Linked DNA regions of Homo sapiens: region 1 is linked to region 2. The links are chromatin loops, found by intact Hi-C in ENCODE. Cell type or tissue: CD4-positive, alpha-beta T cell. All regions are shown on one strand. Each heading gives the region's core, and the rest is flanking DNA. Links, peaks and the distances in the headings are about the cores only. Region 1 overlaps LOC124905974 (a long non-coding RNA gene). Region 2 overlaps MIR3681HG (MIR3681 host gene).

Region 1 (11,076 bases), core at 1,637-9,636, 580 kb before region 2:
TTCAATTCCAGGAAATCTATGAAGGCTTACTATAAGCCGGGCTCTGTGCTGAGTGTTAGGGATCCAATATGAGTAAGATCTGGTCTCTGCCACCCAAGAGCGCAGGGTCTAGCCCGGCAGAAAGACTGGGAAACAAATAATGTCATTGTGTAACAATGTGGCAATTAGAATATCAAGGCCTCAAGGGAGCATGGAGGAGGGAATGACTTTTCCTGAACGTCAGGGAGTTTTCCCAGAAAATGTGATTTTTATTACCTTGAACTAATCCAGAGCAAATATTTATTGAAACCTACTATGTGCCAGACACTGGATATGAAGATACAATGATTTGAAAAATATATTTCCTGTCTTCATGGACCTTGAAATAGCCCTATGAGTCATAAAATAAAATGAATAAGAGATTGTTGTTGGCATTTCAGGCAGAGGGAAGGAATGTGGAAAAGCAAGGGAGTGGGATGTTCTGAAATTTCTAGTAATGCACCATGTTCCAGCAGTGGCAGCTGGGAGCAGTGGCCAGGCATGTGGCTGGCAAAGTGGACTGATTGGGATTAGATCGGGAAGGGGTTGATAGACACAACTAGCAACAGTGGTCTTCCTAGTAGAGGAGATGGCGAAGCACGGCTGACATTGGGAAGTGACACGGTCGTTTGTGGGATTTAGATCCTGCTGCAGATCACAGGGAGTAGATACTACTGGGCTTCCAAGGAAAGAGAGAGCAGAAATAGTATAAACCTCTAGTGATGCTGTACAGGATTAATAGTGAATTTATGACTTGTGATGAAATTACACAGTGGCCATTCTCCTGCCTGTCCTTGAAGGCCAAATTCATGGCTTAGTGCTATGTTTGTTGATTAAATTCACGGAGCTATTGCAGTGCAGGATAAATTAGATAATTTGTATCAAGTGCCTTAAATATTTGTTATGTCTGTTAACTCGGTAATTCTTAGCAAATTGGAAAAGAAAAAAGCATGTAGTAGGAAGATCTGGGTGGGGATCTTTATTCATTCACTTTTTAGCCATATGACTTTGGTCAAGTTTGGAATATTTTAATCTATAAAGTGAAATTACAATAGAAATTTTGTCTTAATGTATAGCAATTATGGAAGATGTGTATAAAGCATCTGGCACAATGTCTTGCCTATAATAAAAACTCAAGGCCGGGTGTGGTGGCTCACACCTGTAATCCCAGCACTTTGGGAGGCCAAAGCGAGCCGATCACGAGGTCAAGAGATCGAGACCATCCTGGCCAACATTGTGAAACCGCGTCACTACTAAAAATACAAAAATTAGCTGGGCATGGTGGCACATGCCTATAGTCCCGGCTACTTGGGAGGCTGAGGCTAGAGAATTGCTTGAACTTGGGAGGTGGAGGTTGCAGTGAGCCGAGATCACGCCACTGCACTCCAGCCTGGCAACAGAGCAAGACTCCATCTCAAAAAAAAAAAAAGCAGCCGTTACTATTTTACTATTGTTGTTGTTGGAATTCATCCACAGAAAGCAATCTAACATGAAGTAATAGTAATAGATAACATGTTTACAGTATTGGCAAGGTGTGTGGGAGTTGTTAAACATAGTTATAAGAATGGTCCTATACAGTATGCAACAATAATAAAATATGTGGCAATTAAAAAAGGATTATATAATTACAAGGGGATATATTTAAACCAGTCTACTCTGCAGTAGGACAAATCCAGTTGTCTTGGGTCAGTAACATGTTGTGCATGTTTTCTAGAACATTCTTTATTCTGCAATATATTTAGCTGCTCCTTCACTCACTCATTCACTTTATTGCTCATTAGTTCATTCATTTACAAACACACAGTGGGCCTCTGCTAAATGTGAAGCCCTAAACTAAGTGCTGTGTGTGTTGATCAAATAATAATAAATGCTTTTGGAGAAGAAACCATAAGACTACTATATCACTTTAAGGCCTTTACCATATGTGACAACATTTCCCGTGTTTCAACTCGGGCAGCAAGTCATGTGTAGGCTCAAAACTATTTGATAAACTTCTAGTTTAAGTTGTAGAGAGTTTCACGTCATGCTGATGTGCACGCAGACTGTGGCCTGCTGAACTCCAGAACATTCCATTCTCACTGACAGCTCTGTGAATGAAACCCTGAAGTTGTGCAAAATGCAGTTGTCCTGGTCTGTTTGGGCTGCTATAATAAAATATACGCTGGTGGCACATAAACAACAGAAATGTATTTCTCACAGTTCTAGAAGCTGGAAAGTCCAAGTCGAGGCATCGGCCCGTTTTGTGTCTGGTAAGGGCCAGAGTCCTGGTTCATAGATGGCACCTTCATACTGTTCTCACGTGGTGGAAGTGGCAGGACAGCTCTCTGGGGTCTCTTTTATAAGGACACTAACCTTATTCTTGAGGTCTCTGCCCTCATGACCTATCACCTCACAAAGACCTCATGTCCTAATACAATCACGTTGGTGATTATGTTTCAACATGTGAATCTGGGGGGACACAAGCATTCTGACCAAGCAGCTGTTAGAGCCTTAGACATAAACCCATTGGCCTGAAATTCAGGAACTTCCCAACAACTTCGTCTCTCACTTTTGGTTACCTACCGGCCAGCTGCTCATCACCCCATGGACTCCAGGCTCCTACTTTTGTGTTTATGACTTGGATCATTTCCTCCTGCGTATTTGGTGCCTCCATGTTTCCCTGGAATCTTTTCCAGGATGTTCCCTTCACCTGGCTGCACTCCCTCAGTTCAAGGTTACATTCCCCAGTTCTCTTATTTGGCTATGTGGATGTGTCAGGTTTTAAATGACATGTTCAAAATCCAGGTGACATGGTTGTGCTTGGACAATAATGAAGAGGTTTGTGGTGTTAATGCCTGAGCTCCAATCTAGATACTCCTGATGATGGAATCTACAGATTGCCTAGTGTCAGTCAGTAAAGGTAGCCAAGAAGATAAGTGCTCCCACTTACTGCTTCATGCAAGATTTAACCAATCCATGAATGGGAAACCCAATCAGGATACATCCTGCTCTGTAATGTTTTAGAAGGTGCCATATCTTAAACTGAGTCCTTCACCATTGCCTTAGTTCTACTGTTAGTGTTACATTACTTTGCATTCAATTTCATACTCCCTTGCTGCCTTCCTTGAATGTTCTGCTAACTTATGAAGAGGTTCTGTCATCCATTTGTGTAGGTAGAGAAGAAGGAAGAGGTTCAGGGAAGAGGTGCACACCTTCATAGCTGCAGCCACTGGTCCACGTGATCCACATGATCCTTTGCTTTGAAGATAGTCATGCTGCCTAGCTGCATTTCGGTGGTGATGGAGTCAGTGACTTGCTGCTATGCTTTGGCTCGTGTTGACTGTGTTAACTCCTTGTCATAAATTGCCCCATCACTTTGAGAATATTCTCTGTTACTAACTTTAATAATAGTTGTATTTTAATTATGCCTTTTGAATGCTAGACCAGCTACTTTCTTTCTCTCTAGTTCTTATACAACCCTTTGAATTATTACTCCATTTTATGGATTGAGGAAACAGGACCCAGAGAGACTAATTAATTTATTCCATGGTAGCCCATTACTCAGTGGCCCTGGAGGTCATGTGTATGTGCATGTGTGTGTATGTGCATGTGTGTGTATGTGCATGTGTGTGTATGTGCATGTGTGTGTATGTGCATGTGTGTGTATGTGTATGTGTGTATTGAGAAGAAAGGGGGCAGGAGAAAAGTTTATTCTGAAACTATATGATTATTTTTTACTATATCACATTACTTGTCATTAGGCTTTCTAGAGTTGACTGAACCTTTGGATTGAATGGCCCACGTAAAATCCTTCCATAATGGTGATTTCCATTCTCAATTTTTTTAACAGCTCGTGTTGGAGAAGCAGCTGCTTATTTACAAGGTATTTTTTAGTAGTACCTATTAAAAGGTCACCTTTTAGATGTCACCTTTTTATGCAGATGTACTTCCCTGTTTTGCAGTGGTTGATGTTGTATTTACATGCAATTCTACTCACAGGGCCCCAATGCATGATCCAATCATTGTCTTCGATTTAGAATGCTATTTGGACACAGTAGGTCATAGAGGAGGAAAAGGGACACAAGGAGAAAGTGCAGGGGAGACAATAGGGAGTGGCAGGAAGGAGAACTGTATCATACAAAAATTGCAGGACTTTCCACTTGAGTGACCTATGCCTTTTTGCTTGTTTGTTTGCTCACTTGCTTACTTTACCATGGCTAGGCTGGGGATGTGTTTTTGTCTCTGGATAAATTGTCCACTGGGAAAAGACCAGGGTATAAATACAGAAGAAATAGTAATATTAGCACCACTTCTTTCTAGGCCCTGGTTTTGTAACTCTTCTTCTCATACAGGAAAATAGCTCTTGTGTGCTCACAAGTGAAATGAGATACAAGAAAATTTTGTTGTTGTTCTTAGAGTAGGGTGGGAAACCCAACATATGGGAATTTTCTGAGTGTTGCAAATTGCCTACCGTCCTGTTAAGTATTGCTGAGCAGCTAATAAAAAAAGTAAAAACAGGTAAAATGAAGCAGCTAGTCCAGGAAGTGCTACAAATTTACATATTATGTAGAGTGCTAGGTTACTGTAAATGATTCCATTTGAAGGGTGTTCTGGTAAATCTAGTGCGCGTTCCCACACCTAGCACACAGACCTCAAAGGAGCAGACAGACCTGGGTCCAGACCACCCCTGGTTTCACAAGCTTCAGAGGCCTTGAATGGTATTTAACTTCCCTGACCATCGTTGCTCTTGGATGGAATGGAGATAATAATACCTTCCTTATGAAGAAAATAGGCAAAATCAAATTATCACTTAAGATTCCCTTCAGCTTTTACAATATAACCTTTAGTGTGGGAAAATCAGGCATGTAACAAGTAGACCAATATCTGAACACCGATGCATTGAGATTCCATCCAATTTGGGCACCAAATCAATCATCAACTTGGCCTTGGATGACCCTGAGAACTCAGATTAAGGTTGAAGAGAATTAATATGTGTACCAGGCTTGCCAATTTAACAAACACCCTTATGCATTTTGTCTTATTTAATCCAAACAACAACTCCTTAAAAGAGGTTTTGTTATTAGCCTCAGTAGAAGAAACCTGCGTCTCAAGGAATTTACTAGCCCGTGAACACAAACCTGGTCATTCTAGTGGAAAATCCTGCAATCTTTGTATGATACAGTTCTCCTTCCTGCCACTCCCTGTTCTCTCCCCCTGCACTTTCTCCTTTTGTCCCCTTTGCTCCACTTTTTATTACCTTCTGTGTCCAAATAGCATTCTAAATCTAAGACAATTTTTGGATCATGCATCAGGGCCCTGTGCATGGAATTTGATGTGAATGCAACATTAGCCATCGCTAAACAGGAAAGCATGTCTGAACAAAAAGGTGACATCTGTAGGATAGTGGTTTCTGATTTGTGAGTCCTGGATCCTCAGGTGGACTGTAGTAGAGCAAGTGTAGCATGGAGTCTCAGCTCTATGTAAAGTAATCTACTCAGTAGACTATGGATGGAATAAACAATCTGGCTCACCCATATCTCCACATTCTCATTACAAATATTTACACCTGCTTTTGTGGTTAATAAAATACAAAAATGTAGACAAATAACAGATTTCATATTTTTTCATTTAGGCAGTTAAAAACTATAATTTCTATACTCTGGACAATATGAAATTTGATATCATTCAAATTTCACATGATTCAATAAAAGAGCTTACTAACAAATGTGAGTTAGACAGGATTTTGACTCCAGGAAGTAAACAGCTTTCTAAATGGCACAGCTGCTCAGTGACTCCAAGGTGTGATCTCTGACAGACCCTGGGGAAACCACATCTAGAAAAAAGCTGAATGCAAAAGTCAACCAACTATCATTAAATAGGCCAAGCATTTGCCTGAGTACTTCCTCTGAAGTTCAGTAGCTGTATGGCCTTAGGTAAACTCTATAATATCCTTAAATCTTACTTTTGGCTTCTTTAAAATGACACAATAATAGTACAGACCTCATAGAGTGATTGTCAGGTTTAGATGGTCCACAGGTAAAGTGCTCACTTTCTGTCTGGTTGGCAGTGAGTGTAGGCTCTTACCACCACCACGGCCAATATTAATATAAACACATTAGTTAAACTTCTCTTTCTCCTCCTGTGATGGTTAATACTAGATGCCAACTTGATTAGTTTGAAGGATGCCTAGATAACTGGAAAAGTATTGTTTTGGGGTGTGTCTGTGAGGGTGCCAGAGGAGATTAACATTTGAGTCAGTGGACTGAGAGAGGAAGACCCACACTCTATGTACGTGGGCACCATCCAATTGGCTGCCAGCCCCGCGTGGCTAAAACAAAGCAGACAGAATAAGGTGGAATAAGCTGGTTTTCTGAGTCTTCCGTCCTTCATCATTCTCTCGTGCTAGATGCTTCCTGCCCTTGGACATCAGACTGCAGGTTCTTCAACCTTTGGACTCTTGGACTTGCACCAGTGGTTTGCCAGGGGCTCTCGGGCCTTTGGCCACAGACTGAAGGCTTCCCTACTTCTGAGGCTTTTGGACTCAGACTGAGCCACCACTGGTTTCCTACCTCCTCAGCTTGCCGAGGATCTATCATGGGACTTCCTTTACCTTGTGATAGTGTGAGTCAATTCTCCTTAATAAACTCCCTTTCATATATACATATATCCTATTATTAATAGTTCTGTCATTCTGGAGAATCCTAATTAACACCTCCCCTCTCCTCTCTCTTTCTCCCCTTGCCTCTTTCTCCTCACTGAGCCTGTGCAAGGCAAGAAAGTTAAGGATGTGCTATGATCTCGTGTCTTCTGGCTGCTCTCAGCCTGATGGGAGAGGCACAAACCTCAACATACGGGTATGACATACAGAAGGCATGGCAAGGATTCTCAGCCAGAAAATGGGGATTCATCAGGGCCTGGCAGAGCCTCTCTTCCAGGCCAGCCCCACGTGCTGCTAACATGTTCCTTTTCTCTAAGTTCACTAAAATTCCTCAGGGAAACAGACAAAGCACACATAAGACTGGGAAAACATCCCATTGTAGGAAGCTCATCTCCCTTCCAACCAGGGACCCTTGCTAGGTCATCTCAGACAAAAAAAAAAAAAAGAAAAAAGTTTTACCCTGATGCTATAAGAAAAGCCCTACGTCCCCAGATGATGAGAGAATCATTCTGCATTGCAGACCAAAGTGTTCCATCCACAGCCTGCCAGCATCTGGGGTACAGGGACTCTTGGAGTTTGTGATATTATGAAAGAATCCTGGTTAGCTTTGTGCTCGGGCCAAAGGAGGCTTTCTTGATTAGTTAGGTATCCAGGATCCCAACTAGGGTATGGAGAGCCAGGCACTTGTCTCAGGTGCAAAAATTGAAAGGGGGAGCTAAAAAAAAATCAGTAATCAAGACAAATATTTTCATACAATATTTTAAAAAATAAATATTAAGGCAAAAAACTCTGATGAAAAACCCATCAAGATTTTAAATAAATAGAGTGAATCAGTATGATGGATTTAACTTTTGCCACAGGCTCCAAATATCTGGCCTGGCCATCTTATTGATTCCATCTCACTCCCTAGGGAGGAGCAAAGAAGGAAGGTTCCAGGAGGTAATACATTTTTCTACATTAAGTTTATGACAAGCACTTTGCAACCACTACCTCATATCTTCCTTTTGGTAACGGTGAAATACAGGGAGGATTAACCCCATTTTATAGACAAGAAAAACTGAGATTCAACAAGAACGAGTTACTTTTGTTGGGTAGAGACAAAATTGAAATTCAGATGTGTCTGAGCCCATGGCCTATAGCAAACTTGTCCAACTCGTGGCCCATGGGCTGCATGCGGCCCAGGATGGCTTTGAATGAAACCCAACACAAATTTGTAAACTTCCTTAAAATATTATGAAACCTTTTTTAAAAAGCTCATCAGCTATCATTAGTTTAGTATGTTTTATGTGTGGCCCAAGACAATTCGTTTCCCAGTGTGGCCTAGGGAAGCCAAAAGATTGGATACCTCTGGCCTATAGCTTTGTCATGCTATTGTGGACCTACTTAGTCGACTACACTACTTGGCTCAGTCTTGTCAATGACAGGACTATTCTGCTTCTGCTGCCGTAATAACATGGCACAGCCTGGGGGCTTAAAGAGAAATGTATTTTCTCACAGTTCTTAAGGCCGGAAGTCCAAGGTCAAGGTTTCAGCAGGTTTGGTTTCTCCTGAGGCCTCTGTTCTTCGCTTACAGATGGCTGCCTCCTTGCTAGGTCCTCTTAGGGTCTTTTTCTCAGTGCCTGAGCATCCCTGGTATTTCTTCCTCCTGTTGTGGGGACACCAGTCCTATTGGATTAGGAACCACCCTTACGATCTATTTTAACCTTACTTGCCTCCTTATAGGGCTCTATCTCCGAAAATATAATCATATTGGGGGTTAGGGTTTTGTGATAAGAATTTGTGGTGGGTCACAGTTCAGTCCATAACAAACAGTTACTCTGCTTTGGGACTCTGTTACTATAGACATCACAGGGGCTGTGTGTATCATTGCCCTCAGAATTGATAATCGAGTTGAGGTACATAATATTTGCATAAAGTAATTCTACTGCAAAGCCAACAGTAGATACTACAATTAATTATCAAATATAAAATAAATGAAGGCAGGGAATGTTATTTGCCATTTTATCCTTGAGAATACCCCTTGGCACAGAGTAGGGCATATATGTGTGTGTGTGTGTGTGTGTGTGTGCATATGTGTGTGTGTATATGTGTGTGTGTATATATGTGTGTGTGTATATATATGAATACATATAATATATATGTATTCATATATATATATTCTTCTTCCATATATATATATATTCTTCTATATATATACATATATATTTTCTTCTATATATATACATATATATATTCTATATATATACATATATATTCTATATATATACATATATATATTCTATATATATACATATATATATTCTATATATATACATATATATATATTCTTCTATATATATACATATATATATATATTCTTCTATATATATACATATATATATATGGAAAATTCAGAGAAGAAGAAGAATCTTGCCAGCCAGGAAAACAAGGAAGGAACACTTTTGAACTGGCCTTGAAATTTGAGTAGACTATCAGCAGGTCAAGATAGAAGAGTGTTTCTAAGAGAAGATAGTGCGCCAAGCCCTGGAGGCAGGAAGACACAGGTCTGCTGAGATAAGAAACAGCAGTTAGGTCTGTCTGAGGTAGAGACAGAAGCTGCAGAGAACAAACACAAGGCTGTAGTCAGACCATGAAAACATGTAGTTATTGAAATAAAACCCTAGGACTTCACTCCTCTAGCCAGATGCTCCCGTGGCTTCTAGATGAAAGATCCTTATGAGCCAGAAATCACATGGGGTGGTAGAAAGTGCAGTAGACTGGAAGCTGAGCTAGTTGAATTGTATTCTTCTTTTATACACTTGTATTAGTTATGTATTGCTACATAACATGTTATCCCCCAAAACTTAGTGGCTTAAAAAAAATCATCATCTCTCTGGGTCAGGAATCCAGTCATAGCTTAGCTAAGTCTTTTGCCTCAGAATCATTCACAAGCATGTAATCAAGGTGTAGGCCAGGCCCGTGCTCTCATCTGAAGGCTCAACAGGGGAAGGATCTGCTTCCAAGGTCACTCATATAGTTACTAGCAGGATTCAGATTCTTGAAAGTTGTTGAACTGATGGTTTCATTTTCTCCTTGGATGTTGGCTGAAAACCACTCTCAGTTCCTGACCACATGGGCCTCTCCATAGGTCAGCCCACACATGGCAGCTTGCTTTATCCAGGGCAAATGTGAGAAGAACCAGAGACAGAGTATAAACCAAATAGAAGCCACACCCTCTTCTAGGCTAATTTTGGGGTAGAGATTATTGTGTTTAACAGGAAGGAGGCAGAAGCTAAAAGCTACTGATATACACTGAGACACTTGATATCTCTCTAATACTGTGAAGATTCTTCCCTCTGGCATAGTGGTTCCGTGGTTGGGTAGTGGGCTGACTCTGCCTCTCTGCCCCTCACCATCTTAGTCTACCACCTCATAACATCCAAGTATTTCCCTAGACTCTAAGAATGGGCAGAAAATTTCCTACTGTGGAGACAAGAGGCCTTTGAGACCTAGAGCCTGTCTTATTTCCCTCTATACTCACAGTGCTTAGGATGGTGATAGGCACATGGTGGTTGTCATCACTGTTTGTTAGATAAATCAATATGTAGCATTCTTTTACATGCCTGGCACTAGGGACAGAGCCTGAGCTTTTTACTGGGGCAGAGAATCCTGGGATTTACACAGGGGCCTCTGCTTTTTTGTGCCCAACAAGGACCCTCCATCTGTGCCTATGTACAGGGGGCTGCATCTTGCCATGGAGTCTTGAAATGCTTGTTGGATGTTTCAAAATGATAACTTTTAAGCTCACATTTCACAACTAAAATGATTCCATTGTGTTCTGAAAAATCTTTTTAATTGAATGTTCTCTTTGTCAACCCAATAAACTGCTAGTTTTGCAATAAGATTCCCCTGGCACCTTTCCTGGAAGGTTCACTGTGAGAAATTCACTCACATAACAATATAGTAGCAAAATCCTGTCAGCTAAGTTCTGTGGATTGATCACCTTCTGTATGCCAAGCACTGTGCTAGGTGCTGGACACAGGACAGTGGGTCATATAGGAACTCACAGAAGAAGGACAGAAGCCTCTTTTATGCTGCACTATTTTTTTTTACTGGAGATTTTTTCTTTTGTTTCCTATCACAGGAATCAACAAGACTTTCTTACACACACAGCGTGACCATAAGTGGAGAGAGAAATGTGCCAGAGTAAAGACAGCCATACATACTTGACACTTCTCCCATTAAAAAGTGGAGTCTATTTCCTTCCACTTGAATCTGCACTGACCTGAGACTGCTTGGACCCATAGGAAATGGCAGATATGACATATGGCCAGTCCCAGGCTTTGCCTTGGAGAGACCTAGAAACTTCTACCATAGTCTCTTGAAGCTTCGAGGTGGCAGGAAATAAATCCAACCAGCTACCTGGCCGGAGAAATCAGCAG
Region 2 (11,076 bases), core at 1,319-9,318:
AAAACAGACTTTAAACCAACAAAGATCAAAAGAGACAAAGAAGGCCATTACATAATGGTAATCAATTCAATGAGAAGAGCTAACTATCCTAAACATATATGCAGCCAATAAGTGAGCACCCAGATTCATAAAGCAAATCCTTAGAGATCTACAAAGAGACTTAGACTCCCACACAATAATAATGGGAGACTTTAACACCCCACTGTCAATATTAGACAGATCAATGAGACAGAAAATTAACAAGGATATCCAGGACTTCAACTTAGCTCTGGACCAAGCAGACCTAATAGACATTTACAGAACTCTCCACCCCAAATCAACAGAATATACATTCTTCTCAGCACCACATCGCACTTATTCCAAAATTGACCACTTAATTGGAAGTAAAACACTCCTCAGCAAATGTAAAAGAACATAAATCACAACAAACTGTCTCTCAGACCACAGTGCAATCAAATTAGAACTCAGGATTAAGAAACTCACTCAAAACTGCACAACTACATGGAAACTGAACAATCTGCTCCTGAATGACTACTGGGTAAATAACAAAATGAAGGCAGAAATAAAGATTTTATTTGAAACCAATGAGAACAAAAACACAACATACCAGAATCTCTGGGACACATTTAAAGCAGTGTGTAGAGGGAAATTTATAGCACTAAATGCCCACAAGAGAAGGCAGGAGAGATCTAAAATCGACATCCTAACATCACAATTAAAAGAACTTGAGAAGCAAGAGCAAACACATTCAAAAGCTAGCAGAAGACAAGAAATAACTAAGATCAGAGCAGAACTGAAAGAGATAGAGATACAAAAAAAAAAACCTTCAAAAAAATCAATGAATCCAGGAGCTGGTTTTTTGAAAAGACCAGAAAAATAGATAGACTGCTAGCAAGACTAATACGGAAGAAAAGAGAGAAGAACCAAATAGACGCAATAAAAAATGATAAAGGGGATATCACCACCGATCCCACAGAAATACAAACTACCATCAAGAATACTATAAACACCTCTATGCAAATAAACTAGAAAATCTAGAAGAAATGGATAAATTCCTGGACACATACACGCTCCCAAGACTAAACCAGGAAGAAGTTGAATCTCTGAATAGACCAATTACAGGTTCTGAAACTGAGACAATAATTAATAGCCTACCAAAAAAAAAAAAAACCGCCCAGGACCAGATGGATTCACAGCCGAATTCTACCAGAGGTACAAAGAGGAGCTGGTACCATTCGTTCTGAAACTATTCCAATCATAGATAAAGAGGGAAGCCTCCCTAACTCATTTTATGAGGCCAGCATCATCCTGATACCAAAGCCTGGCAGAGACACAACAAGAAAAGGAGAATTTTAGGCCAATATCCCTGATGAACATCAATGCAAAATTCCTCAATAAAATACCTAGGAATATAACTTACAAGGGATGTGAAAGACCTCTTTGAGGAGAATGACAAACCACTGCTTAAGGCAATAAGAGAGAACACAAACAAATGGAAAAACACTCCATGCTCATGGATAGGAAGGATCAATATCGTGAAAATGGCCTTACTGCCTAAAGTAATTTATAGATTCAATGCTATCCTCATCAAGCTACCACTCACTTCCTTCACAGAACTGGAAAAACTACTTTAAATTTCATATGGAACCAAAAAAGAGCCCACATAGCCAAGACAATCCTGGGCAAGAAGAACAAATCTGGAGGCATCACGCTACCCGACTTCAAACTTTACTACAAGGCTACAGTAACCAAAACAGCATAGTACTGGTACCAAAACAGATATATAGACAAATGGTACAGAACAGTGGCCTCAGAAATAACACCATACATCTACCACCATCTGATCTTTGACAAACCTGACATGCACAACCAATAGGGAAAAGATTTCCTGTTTAATAAATTAATAATTTATTAATAAATGGTGTTGGGAAAACTAGCTAGCCATATGCAGAAAACTGAAACTGGACCCCTTCCTTACACCTTATACAAAAATCAACTCAAGATGGATCAAAGACTTATACATAAGACCTAGGACCATAAAAATCCTAGAAGAAAACCTGGGCAATACCATTCAGGGCATAATGATGAGCAAAGACTTCATGTCTAAAACACCAAAAGCAATGTCAACAAAAGCCAAAATTGACAAATGGGATCTAGTTAAACTAAAGAGCTTCTGCACAGCAAAAGAAACTATCATCAGAGTGAACAGGCAACCTACAGAGTGGGAGATTTTGCAATCTATCCATCTGACAAAGGGCTAATATCAAGAATCTACCAAGAAATAAAACAAATTTACAAGAAAAAAGCAAACAACCCCATCAAAAATGGGCAAAGGATATGAGCAGACAACTTCTCAAAAGAAGACATTTATGCAGCCAACAGACATATAAAAAATGCTCATCATCACTGGTCATTAGAGAAATGCAAATCAAAACCACAATGAGATACCATCTCTTGCCAGTTAGAATGGTGATCATTAAAAAGTCAGGAAACAACAGATGCTGGAGAGGTTGCGGAAAAATAGGAATGCTTTTACACTGTTGGTGGGAATGTAAATTAGTTTAACCATTGTGGAAGACAGTGTGGCAATTTCTCAAGGATCTAGAACAAAAATACCATTTGACCCAGCAATCCCATTACTGGGTATATACCCAAAGGATTATAAATCATTCTACAATACACATGCAGAAGTATGTTTATTGCAGCACTATCCACAATAGCAAAGACTTGGAACCAACCCAAATGTCCATCAATGGTAGACTGGATTAAGAAAATGTGGCACATGTACACCATGGAATACTATGTAGCCATAAAAAAGGATGAGTTCATGTCCTTTACAGGGACATGGATGTAGCTGGAAACCATCATTTTCAGCAAACTATTATAAGATCAGAAAACCAAACACTGCATGTTATCACTCATAAGTGGGAGTTGATCAATGAGAACACATGGACATGGGGAGGGGAACATCACACACCAGGGCCTATGGGGGGTGGGGGGGCTAGGGGAGGGATAACATTAGGAGAAATGCCTAATGTAGGTGATGGGTTGATGGGTGCAGCAAACCACCATGGCATGTGTATACGTATGTAACAAAACTGCACATCCTGCACATGTAACTCAGAACTTAAAGTATGAAAAAAAAAAAAAAAAAAAGAGGGGACAATGATGGACAGTGATAAGGGAAGATGGAGAGAGGGAAGGAGGATGGCCTCCCTCCACCATGAGCCCATGTCCCCAAGGGAACCAATGTATTTCCTCATTTCCCCCAGGCCAAGCAGCCAGAGGACGCCGTGCTGTGGGGTCTGCAGAGAGCAGGAAGCCTCAGCATCAGGGTCGAGGCCGTCCAGTCGTGGAAGAGAATTTCAAAACAGGACAAGGCACATGGGGGCAGCCTGGCAGCCTGAGCCCCTCTGACTTCCCAGAGCCCAGGCCTGCCCCGGCAGCTTGGCGTTCTTTCTCCTGCCAGCCTGGATCACCTGTCCCTTCAACGTATTTCACTGTTTACATAAATGCGTGAATTTATTCCTTCATTCAATATTCTACACATATGTGTTGAATATCTAGCCTGTGCCAGGCATTCTTCTGGGCACTTGGGCAGGGCATGAAATAAACCAAGCAAACATCTCTAACTCTTTAAGCCTCTATTTTCCTGGAGAGAGACAGGCAACAAGTACAGTAAGTGGGCAAGCTATTGCTAAGGTAGAAACTGGGAAGCGTTCTGGAGGAAAGTAACACAGGAAGGCACATAGGGAGTGCGGGGACCTGGGGAAGCAGCTTACCCAAGAGTCCGAGGAAAGGCCTCCCTGTGAAATGGGCGTGGGAGCAAAGATCTGGAAGGGTGACAGCAGGTCAGGTCTTGCAGTGGGAGCATGTGTAGGACAGTCAAGGCCTGGCAAGAGGGCCGGAGTAGCCAAACAGGAATCAGTGAAAGGGGGAAACAGAAGAGGCCAGAGAGGTAGGAGACAGTCAGGGCCCTCAGGGCCATGGAGCATTGAAAGGGCTCTGGGTGTGGCCTTGGCAAGGGGGTCATCACAAAGTCTGAGCGGGGAAGAGACATAATCTGACTTATTTTTTATCACTATGGCAACCGCGTGGAGAGTGGATGAAAAGGCAGCACCGCAGAAGCAGGGCCATCAGTTTCCTGCAGTGATCAAGTAAGAGATGAGGACAACTTGGCCTGGCTGTAGCCACGATGGTATAGAGAACTGCTCAGGTACTGGGAGTATCTTAAAGGTAGAGACAGCAAGATTAGCCAGTAGGTTGCATGAAGAATATGAGTTATGAACTGGACGTAAAGTTGACTACAAGTGTATTAACCTAAGTATCCCAAAGGAGGGAATGGCCATTTCCTAGGGTGGGGAAAATCATGAAAGATTAGGGGAGACAATCAGGCATTCTGTTGCATGCACATTAGGCTTGAGATGGCCAACACAAGTGAAATAACAAGGCAATGGATAGATGAATCTGAATCCAAAGGCCAGGAGAGAGATCTACACTAGACACATGAATTTGGGAAGTACCAGTGCCTACATGGTATCTAATTCCATGAGACTTAATGAGAACATCTTGGGACTGAGTGTAGAGAGCAAGAGAAGAGGTCCAAGGATTGGGCCCTGGGATCCCAACATGAAAAGATCAGGGAGATGGCGGGAAACCAGTAAGGAAGACTAAGAAAGCCAGGGGAGTCTTACAGCAGGAAGTGAGCAGAGAACAAACCCAAGTGCAGAAATTATTTCAAAGAACAGGAAAGTGATCAATTGCTCAAAGCTGCTGGGAGGCCAAGTGGGATGAAGGCTGAGAGCGGACCTTCTGATGTAGCAGCATATCCATGTCAGGTGCCTGGACAAGAGTAGCTTCAGGGGAGTAGGGGTGGAGGAAAGCCTGATTCAAGCAACGTGCCAGGGAAGAGATGTTTGTCTTATGTCTTCTTCCTGAGCACAAAGGAGGCCCATATTTACTTCACCCAGTCAGTTTCATAAGTCAGGAACACACCCAGAGTTTATTCCTGGACACATAGTTCTTATGTGACCTCTTTGCACAATCCTCAACTCTCTCTCTCCTCCCACTCCTTCCCTCCCTCCTTCCATTTCTCCCTCGTTCCGTCTTCCTCTCCCCTTTATGACAGATACAGTCAGGTTATCAGGCTTGAATGGGAAAGCTACATTCTTCATCTGATCTTTGCTCTGAGTCACTCTATTCAACTGAGAAGTGCTCTGTGAAGTTTTCACCCAAAGCCTTATTAAATTTTCTATCTTATTTAAAGACTGAAGCAGGCTTTGCCAAGCCTATCACACATCTCTAGACTCTATTTGCTTTTATATTTGTTGACAAATTGTCCAGTTAATATTGAGCACATCTTTTATATCTAATGTCTTGCACATGCAGACAATAAGGGCCTCCACACACCACAGTCCACATATTCTGTTTTCCACTTTACCTTTGAGCTACGATCTGAGTAAACAGGGACATTTACCAAATATATTGCTGCTACATAACATGGATCTCTAGCTCTCCAGAGTGTGGTATCTATTTTTTTTCTCACCTCTCAAACTCCCCAATGTCATGTATTTTAGTTTTTTTACAGCAAAAACTAATAGCAATTTCTGTATTAGTCAAGATAAATAATGCTAGCAGCTACAACAAAAAACTTTTAAATCTCAATGATTTAGTCTAATCAAAGTTTATTAATCCTATTTTCTTTTCCGAGGCACACTGGAATACAACACTTTTCAGGATCCTTTGTAGTTATGTTAGGGCTCTGTGACCTGGATTTCAGACCTAAGAATGGAAGCAGAAATGCTATGTGCCAACTCCAGGCAGGCCTGACCACATAAACCCCTGTGCATCCTGCTCATGCTCTGCACCTGTATGGTCACTGCAAAGGAGGCTGCAAGTGGAGGATGAAGGTGGCAGACCAGAGAAGAATGATGGTCTGGGTCGTCCCCTGGAGGAGAAACAAGAAGAAGAGCCAGTCAGCTCACAGCAGATGCAGGTGGAAAGAAAAATAAATGACTCTTGTTTATACCACTCAAACAATTGTTGCAGAAACTATCCTGCAAGTACATGTGTATTCAAAATATATATATACTGGGGGAAATGGAGGCAGTGAGTGAGGACAATTGATTTTGTGAGGATATTTGGTATAAATGAGGGAGACAAATGGAACAATAAAGGGAGAAGAAAAGAGTGTGTGTGTGTGTATGTGTGTGTGTGTGTGTTGAAAAGATGTATGTTTGCATCCTCATGGGAAAGAGCAGGTACAGAAGGAAAAGTGATGGTGAGGTCAGAGAGCAACCAATCAACCAATGGCAGGAGCAACATCCGTTGGTAGGAAGAGGACATGGAATGTAATACATGCCGCTCAGGAACAGCACTTGCTGGGAGCACAGACAATTCATCTACACGGCAGGAGAGGAAGCAATGCATAAGGACACAGGTTCAGGCTGGTGAGTAGATGGGTTGGTGTTAATTTACAGAGGTTTCCCTCTGAAAACTTCAATTTTCTCAGCAAGATCACCAGTGGAGATTGCACATGGGGGAGAAGGTGTCAGAGATTTGAGGAAAGAGATGAAGGTGAATAATAAAACTGTTGCATAGGAGCATGGGACCAAGAATGCACTAGGAGATTATCAAATGTTTGCTGCATTGCTGTAAGGGTCCACTTGAAATTAATGATCATGAATTTACAGCAAGACCAGAATGTTTTTGTCCAGCAGAGTCCAGATTCTAGCTGGTTGAAATGAAAGGCTATGGAATTTCAGTTGGGTAAATAGAGCAGTGATGACATATGAAAGACAGATAGTGGGAAAAAAATAATAGAATTAATAGATTGCAGGATGCTGTGAGGTTAAACGATTGTTGGAGTCAAGGGTACTAAGAGAAAGAAGCCAAAAAGATGGCAAAGGACAGAGAGAAGGATGCTTAAAATGGGAGACCATGGAGAAGTTGCTGTTATCACTGATAGTAATGAAATCATACATATGATTGTGGGAATGAGTACTTAGGTGGATGAGAAAAAGAAGAGGAGGCCAAGGGATTTGGAGGCCCCAGGGATAAAAGGGTCTCCTAAATGGATGCTGAGACCACTCACCCTGGTAATGTGTCACCTATTAATAGTGAGTCTGGAACTAAAAACTTCAAACAGTGCGGGGAGTGACCTAGGAGTTGGCACATGACTTCAAGAAGTAGTGGTGGGTGGTACAAACTGGGACCATGGATACAGAACTGGGGGGACAGTTAGAATATTGGAAGGAAAGAAAAAATGGTCGGGAGTCTCCCAGAAGAGGCAGGGACACCCCCCTCACCACATGTAAGCCCATTTTGGGAGAGAGGCAGTGTCCTTCTGGGAGGGCTAAGTTTCAGGGAATCAAAGGTAAAGGGAACCATCAGGAAAGAATGATGCTAGAGGTGTTTTGTATTGATGTCCAACCATATGAAGAGATCACAGGGAAAGAGTTACAGGAATTGGAAAAGATTTGATGAAAAACAGAAAGTTGTATTACAGATATTTGTGGGGGTCAGAGTCTGGGGCTGAGAGCTGACCTGAGGCAGTTGGGGTGACTGATCCAAGCAGGGCAAAAGGAGTGTTGGAAGTGGTGAGGGGTAGCAGATGCTGTGGAAATAAAGGGTTGAAGGTTTGTCAGGAGCTCTCAGAGTTCCAGGCTCCCACCAGCATTCTGCCAGAAACCCCAAAGCAGGCAGAAAATCCTCTTATTGAGGCATGCTAAACTCTCATTTAATGCTTTAAATGAATGAGTGAATGAATGAATCAATCAATCAATGAGCCCAACACTTTCATTCTAATGAAGAGAACAACCTCGACTCTGAAGGGGTGGAGTCCCTTGTTCCAGGACACAAGGTAGGAGAAGACACATCCCTTGGGTTGAATTTGGGTTGAATTTGGGTTGAATGGTAACACTCAAACTAACCAGCCCTGTCACCTTAAGCAATTTCCTCACCCAGGAACCTCGGTTTTCTAATTTGTAATTTTAAAAAATTTTAACAAGTAGATATTAAAAGCATCTGCTTCATCAGTTATTGAAGAAACTGGGTTAATGAAGTCTTAAAACTGTGCCTAGCATTTAGTAAACACTCTTCATGTGTTAGCTATGATTATTAACTATGAGTCCTGCTCAATGTCTTCATATCTAAAGCTTTTAACCCACATGTCCCCAAGTCTTCCAGCATTCTGAGCTCAACCTTTCCTAGTAAATCCACTTTAAATGACCTAAGTCCCCATTCCACATATACTGGAAAACCCAGTCTCTTCCAGATTTCCAAGGGCTTACTTTCTCCTCCCCACCCTGGCTCCACATTCCTGCTTCCTATGACTCCCAGGAGTTGCTAGTTTTCTCACTTCCTAAGGCTGCTGGCTTTCTTCCATCACCTCAACCCCTTTGGTGTGCAACTCAAACTCTCTCTTTTATTCCTCAGAGCAACCCTGATACCAGGCTTTCCTGGAAACCAGACACTTACTGAATATTGATAGTGAACCATGGCACCATGTGCATGGTACACACACAATTCATTCACCTATTTTCTTCATTAACCCTTTCTTCCGCCATCCTTGCCAAGAATTGCACAGTTTCTAGTTTTAAATTGATGGACTTCCTTTCATTACCAAGACTTTTTTTCTCTTCTTTAACTATTTCCTTTGCACTCCTCTTCATTATCTATACGTGTACACACACACACACACACACACACACACGTAATTTCCACCTTCCCTATGCAATGCATCAGGAAGACTCCAAATCCCTACAAATTCCTGTTACTTAATTACGCAGATCAGTTTCCACTCTCAACTCCAACCCTATTCCAGATTCTAGCCCTAACTTTGTGGTCTACTCTTCTAAATAGGAAGGCTTGACTGACTTTTTTTAAATTACTTTGTTTTGCTTTTTAGCACATTCCAGATGAAGTCCCTAAACAGGGCTCCCTTCCCAACGAGAATTTATTCACGTATTACATGCTTTATAAGGCACTATCCAGAATACCCTCCTTTGAAGTGAGTAAGAAATTGTATCAAAGTCCCGAGGGACAGGACCCCTGATGGGAGTAGAACATAGTCGCACAAGTGCCAAGACACCAGCGTTCATCCTCAAGGGTTCCATTCTGGATTGCAGTAGAAGCTCTTGGAGGGAAAGAGGTCCAAAAAATATGACACACAAAAGTTTTAATAAAGGTCAGCAGCATGCCATCAGCCAACCTCCAAGCCTGATGTGAGTTTACCCCACAGTGAAGGGACATAGGCAGATTGAAGCCACACAGGCGTTCCTGTGACCTGCAAAACATGAACAGGAAGTGCACATTTGTAGAAAGAAATACAGCCACTTTGCTCACTGCACTACCTAGTTCTGGAAGCTCATGTTTTACTCCACCTAAGAGAAAGGGGGAAATTAGAAAGAAGGAAAATGAGAAATGCGGGGTTTTTTTTTAAGAAAGAGAAAAGGGAAAAAGTGAGTCTATGATTGCAAGCAAGATCTTCTGTTCCCCTGCTCTGTCTCTTTAAGGGTGAATTTCAGACTCTGCTTTGCTTCAGGTGACAGCACAGGAAGTAACAGTGAGCCTGGCTCCTTTTTAAGTCTTAAAAAGAGAAAACACCCAATCCTGACTGTGAAAATTCAAGCAGAATTTGATTTATTCTTCACCATGAATGATTCCATTTAAAGCAGGAAATAAACTCTGATAGCAAAAATGTAAATCAAACCTCAATGCATGAAATCAGTCTTCATTTTCCCCCCTCTATTATCAAACTACCACTCCTTTTATTGGAACTATACAGTTGGCTACATCCACCTGCTTTCAAACACAATCTCCATCTTCATTCGGGCTACTATTAAGTTATACTGCTATAACTAAGTACTGTGAACTGAGTGGCTTATGAACCACTAAAATTCATTTCTTACAGTTCCAAGGCTGGAAGCCCCAGATCAGGTGCCAGCATGGTCAGGTTCAGGCAAGGGTCCTTTTCCGGATTGTAGGCTTCTGACTTCTTGCTGTGTCCCCACATGATGAAAAGAGAGGTACTAGCTCTCTGGCCTTTTCCTATAAGGGCACTAATCCCATTCATGAGGGCTCCACCCTCATGACCTAATCACTTCCCAAAGGCTCCACCTCCAAATACTATCACATTGGGGAATCAATTTCAAAATATGAATTTTAGGGGGTAACAGTTCATAACAGCCTGTCCTTGACATGAGATCACATAACCATGGCAAAGAGTCCCCCAACCATCATACTTCCTGCACACACTGAAAATGCAGTGTTATACAGCAACACTCTCTCTTGGTTGGAGTAAGTCACCATTCTGAAGTCAACTACGTCTTTTCATTCTGGCTTATAATTGACCAAAAGTAAAGGGGGAGAAGAAAGAGAAAAGAAAGCTCTTATATGACTACCCAGAGTTTTGTAACCTAGACATGTCTTCAAAGACATGACTTTTTTTCCTGAATGTTCTAAAAATGGATGTTATGTATCTGCTAAAAATATGATAATTAACAAGTATGCTTTGAATCACATAATAGCAAATGTCATTTTCCTGTAAGATAGAGTATCAGTCATGAGCACTAATGTCCAGAGAGAGAGTTAAGCTGCTGACCCTAAAGGGAGAGCCAGCTGCACAACTGTGCATGGGAGTGACCAGAGCAAGTAGCCGAGACAGAGCAGACAGGGTAAGAGAACTGCTGATGAGAGAGCTGCTGAATAAAGCTGTATTTCACCTACCTACGGCACCCCCAAGTGTTCTTTCAGCTATCTGCCATTCAGTCACCCACTCCCTTTGGACCTCAGCTTGGGCTGGAGCCTGACCCTGAATCTAATACCACGCCTTATCTTTTCTTCATGAAACACCCTGAGACAGAATCCTTGTCTCAAGTCACACTATAGCAATAAAGTGGGTCCTTTTCTGCCCTCAAAGAAGAGAGTGCCTGTTCCGCATCTCTTTACTCATTTAGCAAACACCTATGATGATTTAGATTCTGAAGTTGGAAAAGTGAATGTGTTTCTAAGGTGCTCTCAGCCTCATTGGTTACAGAATATGCTTGGCTTCATGGTTCCCCCAAAACTCCGGGC

What was found. A loop is a pair of places that touch in the nucleus more often than their neighbours do. Peaks named below come from ENCODE experiments on the same cell type or tissue, not always from the same donor. Only the 100,000 strongest peaks of a DNase experiment are listed, where the experiment ranks them.
Region 1: it touches region 2 in a loop (2.3-fold over the local background); 7 of 110 quality-filtered maps call a loop at or near these places.

Annotation. Positions count from the first base shown.
Region 1 is chr2:12,704,068-12,715,143 of GRCh38, reverse strand. It overlaps LOC124905974 (a long non-coding RNA gene), which reads left to right. Exons shown (of 2, transcript XR_007086222.1): 1 at 1-6,618; 2 at 10,779-11,076. Among named protein-coding and RNA genes, the nearest start is that of TRIB2, 7.3 kb to the left of the region's middle. RefSeq lists a cis regulatory region at 8,990-9,469. In CD4-positive, alpha-beta T cell, for the core only: no CTCF peak of the experiment used is centred there; a DNase peak (open chromatin) is centred at 5,813; H3K27ac peaks cover 2,728 bases.
Region 2 is chr2:12,126,177-12,137,252 of GRCh38, reverse strand. The region is part of intron 2 of MIR3681HG (MIR3681 host gene); the gene reads right to left. Among named protein-coding and RNA genes, the nearest start is that of MIR3681, 67 kb to the left of the region's middle. In CD4-positive, alpha-beta T cell, for the core only: no CTCF peak of the experiment used is centred there; no DNase peak of the experiment used is centred there; H3K4me3 peaks cover 141 bases; H3K27ac peaks cover 1,103 bases.